2 separate regions of the Homo sapiens genome follow, and region 1 is linked to region 2. Evidence: read pairs that join two places in POLR2A ChIA-PET (ENCODE). Cell type or tissue: endothelial cell of umbilical vein. All regions are shown on one strand. Links, peaks and the distances in the headings refer to the core of each region. The heading gives the core; the rest is flanking DNA. Region 1 overlaps HECTD4 (HECT domain E3 ubiquitin protein ligase 4). Region 2 has its middle 70 kb from the start of MAPKAPK5-AS1.

Region 1 (2,913 bases), core at 281-2,780, 390 kb after region 2:
ATTGCCTCCCCAGTGACAGCAGATCTCATCGTATCTGTCATTGTCATTGGTCCTGATACCTTCCACCAGCTTAGCCAAAGCGCCTTTGTCTTCCAAGTTCACCTGTGTGAAGGCGACAGTGGTGCAGGTCTTCCTGTGGACTAGACGGCCCAGTCTTGCCTTCCCCTTGATAATGCAGTAAGGGACTCCCATTTTACAACACAGGGCAGGCAAGAAGACAACCAGCTCGATGGAATCCACATCGTGTGCAATCACCACCAGCTGAGCTTTCTTGTTCTCCACCAAGGTGGTGATGGTGTTAACTCCTGCTCGAAGGGCAGGTGGTCTCTTAGTGGGGACGCCCCCTTTGCCAGCAGCTTTCTTCTCAGCCTGGGCCAACAGCCTCTGCTTCTTCTCTTGCTTTGTCTCTGGTCTGTATTTGTGGGCCAGCTTAAGCAGTTGAGTAACTGTTTGGCAGTTCAGGGCCTGGGTGAACTGGTTAATAGCAGGAGGCACTTTCAGCTGCTTATAGAGGATGGCTCTCTGCTGCTGCAACCTGACATAGCGGGCCATTTCACAAAGTAGGTGAGTTCTCTTTTGGGCTGGATGTCCTGTCCAATACCAAAATTCTTACGCCTTTTCTCAAACAGGGAATTCACCACTTTCTTGGCCTCCTGCTTCTTCACAACAGCAGGGGCCGGGGCCACCTTCTTCCCCTTGGCCTTCTTTCCTTTCAGCGTCTTGGGCAGTGGGAGGCCAGTTAGCTGTTTTTTAACTTTTTCTCATTTTTAATCTTCATATTAGAAGCTTTCCTCACTTTTCTAATGATCCTTGGTAGTCTGCTCTTTTTGTTTAATTTTAAAACTTTTTATTAGGGAAAATTTTCAACACACACAAAAGAAAAAAGAATAGAACAATGAGCTTCCTATGTGCTGAACCCCTGGCTTCAATCATTAGCACTATTTTTTTAACCCATTTGCCTCCCCTCCATACACATACCTCTCCAAAGTTTGGAATTTTGTTTGTTTGGGTTTTTATTTTGTCTGCTCTTTTTTTTTTTTTTTTTTTTTAACAGTTCAGCACTAATCAGGAATTCTGTGGACAGGGTTGAGTCTTGCTTGCTGGAAGACATCACTTGTGGGTGATTCACCAGGGAGGCAAGTCTTTTTCCTAGATGACCCCAACATCAGTATGAGAGGTCTTTTTTCCAGGGTCATTCAGTTTCTTCAGAAAATAACTAAGTCTTGGGCCTGGACAGCCAGCATCTGAATGCAAATGTGTGAACAGGAAGGGGGCCTGCAGGCCCTTATGTAAACTCACGGTCTACCACCTTGTCTCACAATGGCTGTGTACCACATCTGATGTCCCAGTTGCTAACATGCTCTAAGGCTGGTGGGGTGAGTCATCTCTCTTCCTCTGGGTATTCCCCTAAACGTATACTTGGCTTTCTCCACACGGAAGTATGAGAAAGGATACTACACTCTCCATCTTATCTTCTAAAAGTAGGGGGATAAGAGATACTGCCTAGAGTTCATAAAGAAGAAATAAAGGTTTAACTGTAAATTACAAAGATAACTAAAAGAAAAACTAAAACAAAGGAAATCAATATGCTAGGCGGAATCAGAAAAGAAAGAGGGAGGCCAGGTGTGGTGGCTCAGGCCTGTTATCCTAGCACTTTGGGAGGCTGAGGCATGCTGATCACTTGAGCTCAGGAGTTCGAAGCCAGCCCAAGCAACATGGTGAAACCCTGTCTCTACAAAAAAACACAAAAATTAGCTGGGTGTGGTCATGCACGCCTAAGTCCCAGCTACTTGGGAGGCTGAGGTGGGAGGATCACCTGAGCCCAGGAGGTTGAGGCCACAATGAGCCATGACTGTGCCACTGCATTCCAGCCTGGGTAACAGAGCAAGACCCTCTCTTTCTCTCTCAAAATAAAAAAAAAAAAGAAAAAAAAAAGGAAGGAAAAAAAGAAAAGAGGGAGAATTGAGACAAACTCTCATCTATCACAGCAAAAAAGAAAGAAAAATCAACTTTGTTTATATCTGGCGTTCATAAATCAAGAAATAGCAATATAAGCGTTTTACTTAGGGATATGAAGGTCACCACCAGAAGAATGTGATTGCCTGAGGAGCATGCTGGGATTGGAGGAGTGGGGCAAGGGTCTCCTGTTTTTCATTATGAGCCTGTATCCAAAAAGAAAAAAGTGTGTGGATTTTTTTGATACAATTTTTTCTTTTAATTAAAAAAAAGCATATCAGAGAATCAGGGAATTCTTCAATGTTCCCATTATTCTTAGGCTAAAGACCTAATTTTTTTTTTTTTTTTTTTTTTTTGAGACAGGGTCTGTCTCTGTCACTCAGGCTGGAGCACACTGGTACAATCAGGGCTCACTGTCACCCCAATCAACCTTCTGGTCGACCTTCCAGGCTGAAGTGATCCTACTGCTCAGCCTCCTTAGTTGCTGGGACTACAGGCACATGCCACAACACCCAGCTAATTTTTGTATTTTTTTGCAGAGACGGGGTCTCGCTATGTTGCCCAGGCTAGTCTCTGACAGAGCAGGAGCACCGTCATCTCAGACAAACACTGCCACTTTAAGTTCCAGCTCCCTTTTTAAAACTCCTGGGCTCAAGAGATCCTCCCATCTCAGCCTTCCAAGCACTGGGATTACAGGCATGAGCCACTGTGCTCAGCCAAGACCTAAATGAAAATTCCTTAAACAGCTGGTAAGTCTCTTTAAAAACCAATTAAAAAAAAAAAAAAGCTTTTCTGACAATTATGAACACATGTTCAATCTGTAGCAGACCAATTCAAAGATTCACTCTGGCAGGGACATTTTGTAAGATAATGGTTAGAGGACACTGTGAGATTCAATAGAAAAATAACCTGCACAGTTAAAGGTTACGAGACTCCTGATGGATAGTCTGCTGCTGG
Region 2 (2,913 bases), core at 233-2,732:
AGGGATGGTTAATGGGTACAAAAAAAAATAAAGAATGAATAAGGCCTACTATTTGATAGCACAACAGGGTGACTATAGTCAGTAATAATTTAATTGTACATTTTAAAATAACTAAACGAGTATAACTGGATTGTTTATAACACTAAGGATAAATGCTTGAGGGGACAGATACCCCGTTCTCCATAATGAGATTATTATGCATTACACGCCTGTATAAAACCATCTTATGTACCCCATAAATATATATACCTACTATGTACCCACAAAAATTAGAATTAAAAAAATTAATAAACTGCTTTGGAGAAAATTTTCTTAAAAAAGAGAGATGAGGTCTCATTCTACTGCCCAGGCTGGAGTGCAATGGCACAATCATAGCCCTGAAATTCCTGGGCTCAAGCAACCCTCCTACTTCAGCCTCTTGTGCTAAGTATTTTTATTTTTATTTTTAGAGATGGAGGTCTCTGTTACCCAGACTAGTCTTGAACTCCTGGCCTCAGGTGATTCTTCCACCTTGGCCTCCCAAAGTGCTGGGGTTACAAGCATTAGCCACTGTGCCCAGCCAGGTAGGATGCTTTTTGCCAGTCCATAGCCACTGCACAATCCAAAATCTTGTTCAGATACAATATTGTTAATTTTATAAAGCTCATTAAGTAAATTTTGAATGTTCATAAACCCCAAACTCCAGCCAAATAAGGCTGAACCCCTTTAGGATAGACTGTGGCAGGGAAGGATGAGTTTTAATGGAGGCAGGAATGAATGAGCAGGTACATGGAACTTGGGATCTTAAATGTCTGGGTTCAAGAGTCAGAGTTCCCTTAAGCATGAGTGAGAATAGTCTGTTCTGCATGGTGTGTTTGTGCCTCTAGGAAGTATAGCCTTTCTCCTGGTTCCTCTCCCCAGTGTGTTGGGGAATTATGAGGAATGTTTACGTGTTGTCATTGGTAGTCACTTGTGACCCAGCCAGGTGCTGCCCCAAGAGACTCTGGTGTTGACTGGTGACTTCTTGCCATCCTTTATCTGCCTTCTCTGGACCGCTTTTGTCTTCTCTGTGCTGCCTCAGGCCAGTGGAGAACCAGGTCCTTCTTTTACTTACCCAAAGCACCGCCAAGTTCAGGCTCTAGTTTTATCTAGACTTGAGTTAAACAAAGGGAATGACGATATGGGAAAGAAAATACATTTGGATGTTACAGATATGTGTGTTCCTGGAGCCCAGGGGCCAAGCCCCTCCCTGGGGGACTTGGATTGGTGATCTCTCTCCTTGGCCCCAACCTGACATCTTTTCTTGTCCTTTTAGGAATGTCTGATGGAAATTCCTCCTAACCTGGGGTCATACTCCATTTCATTCTCTGGGCTCAGTGAGAGGGAAAATTTTTTTTTTAAGTAATTTACTGAAAACCCAGATCACACCATCATAAATTCAGATAGGTGCAATTCTGCCCACAATGAAGGCAAAGTGTTACACTAATTTGAAAACAGTTTAGCCTCTTATTCCCCCAAACTTCATTCTTGAATTTTGTCATTTTTTGTGGGCAAGCTGTGGGAAAGGGGCACAAAAGTATCACTGAAGTATTTTTTCAAAAAAGAAAAAAGGCAGTCTTCCTCTACTAATGAGAATGCAAAATGTTGAACAACTGTAAAATGTTTTCACCCTGCTTTTAGACATAAAGCTTTAAAAAACTGTGAGGTCTTTTATCACTTCCCCATTGTATATGTAATATGGCTCCAGATAATTACTCTGCCACGGGGAGAAAATCTTCCATAACTCTCCCCTATATATATGTATACTCCACCACCTTATCTTGTTATGTCATGGTGGTGGGAGTATTTATACCACAGAAACAGGCAAATGATACAAATCTGGGCTTCAGGCTAGGCGTGGTGGCACACCCCTGTAATCCCAGTATTTTGGGAGGCTGAGGGGCAGATCGCTTGAATCCAGGAGTTCAAGCTCAGCTTCGATAACATGGTAAAATATAATATAAAAATATAAAAATATAAAAATTACCCAGGCATGGTGGCTTGCGCCTGTAGTCTCAGCTACTCGGGAAGCTGAGGTGGGAGAATCAGTGAGCCCAGGCCAAGTCAAGGCTATAGTGAGCTGTGATGGTGCCACTGCACTCCAGCCTGGGTTACAGAGTGTGACCCTGTCTCAAAAAAAAAAAAAAAAAAAAAAAAAGACCCAACAAACTAATCTGACCTCAGTTCATTTGTTTATTTTCCTATTGACTTCATTCTTTAAATTTAAACATTTACTTTTAAGAAATATTTATATGCTAGGAACTAAATGGTTAAAGATAAAAAACACAGATTCTGGATGTAGAGAAATTAGAACCCACATGCACTGCTGGTGTGAATGTAAAATGGTGCAGCCACTTTGAATCAAAGCTTGGTAGTTTCTTAAAATGCTAAATAAATGCAGAGTTATCCTATGACCTAGCACTTCCACTCATATATGCATAATATACCCAAGAAATACAAAAACATATCCATACAAAAACTTGTACATGAGTATTTATAGCATGTTACTTATACATTAAATGAAAACAATCCAAATGTCTATCATTAACTAAAATGTAGTATATCCATATAATGGACCACTATTCAGCAATAAAAAAGGAATGAGCTGAGCTGGGCACAATCGCTCACGCCTGTAATCCCAGCATTTTGATAGGTCAAGGTGGGAGAACTGCTTGAAGCCAGGAGTTCCAGACCAGCCTGGGCAACATAGTGATACTCTGTCTCTAAAAAAAAATTTAAACTTAACAGTTTGTGGTGGCATGCACCTGTGGTCCCAGCTACTCAGGAGGCTGAGGCAGGAGAATCTCCATTTTTTTTTTTTTTTTTTGAGATGGAGTCTTGCTCTGTCGCCTAGGCTGGATGGAGTGCAATGACAAGATCTCAGCTCATTGCAAC

Evidence for each region. Peaks named below come from ENCODE experiments on the same cell type or tissue, not always from the same donor. Only the 100,000 strongest peaks of a DNase experiment are listed, where the experiment ranks them.
Region 1: POLR2A ChIA-PET joins it to region 2 with 5 read pairs; 2 of 35 experiments call an interaction of 5 or more read pairs at or near these places.

What each region holds. Positions count from the first base shown.
Region 1 is chr12:112,301,951-112,304,863 of GRCh38, forward strand. The region is part of intron 7 of HECTD4 (HECT domain E3 ubiquitin protein ligase 4); the gene reads right to left. It also overlaps the pseudogene RPL7AP60. Among named protein-coding and RNA genes, the nearest start is that of HECTD4, 79 kb to the right of the region's middle. RefSeq lists enhancers at 1,199-1,248, 1,409-1,668. In endothelial cell of umbilical vein, for the core only: no CTCF peak of the experiment used is centred there; a DNase peak (open chromatin) is centred at 1,351; H3K27ac peaks cover 1,792 bases.
Region 2 is chr12:111,911,405-111,914,317 of GRCh38, forward strand. No RefSeq gene overlaps it. Among named protein-coding and RNA genes, the nearest start is that of MAPKAPK5-AS1, 70 kb to the left of the region's middle. In endothelial cell of umbilical vein, for the core only: no CTCF peak of the experiment used is centred there; no DNase peak of the experiment used is centred there.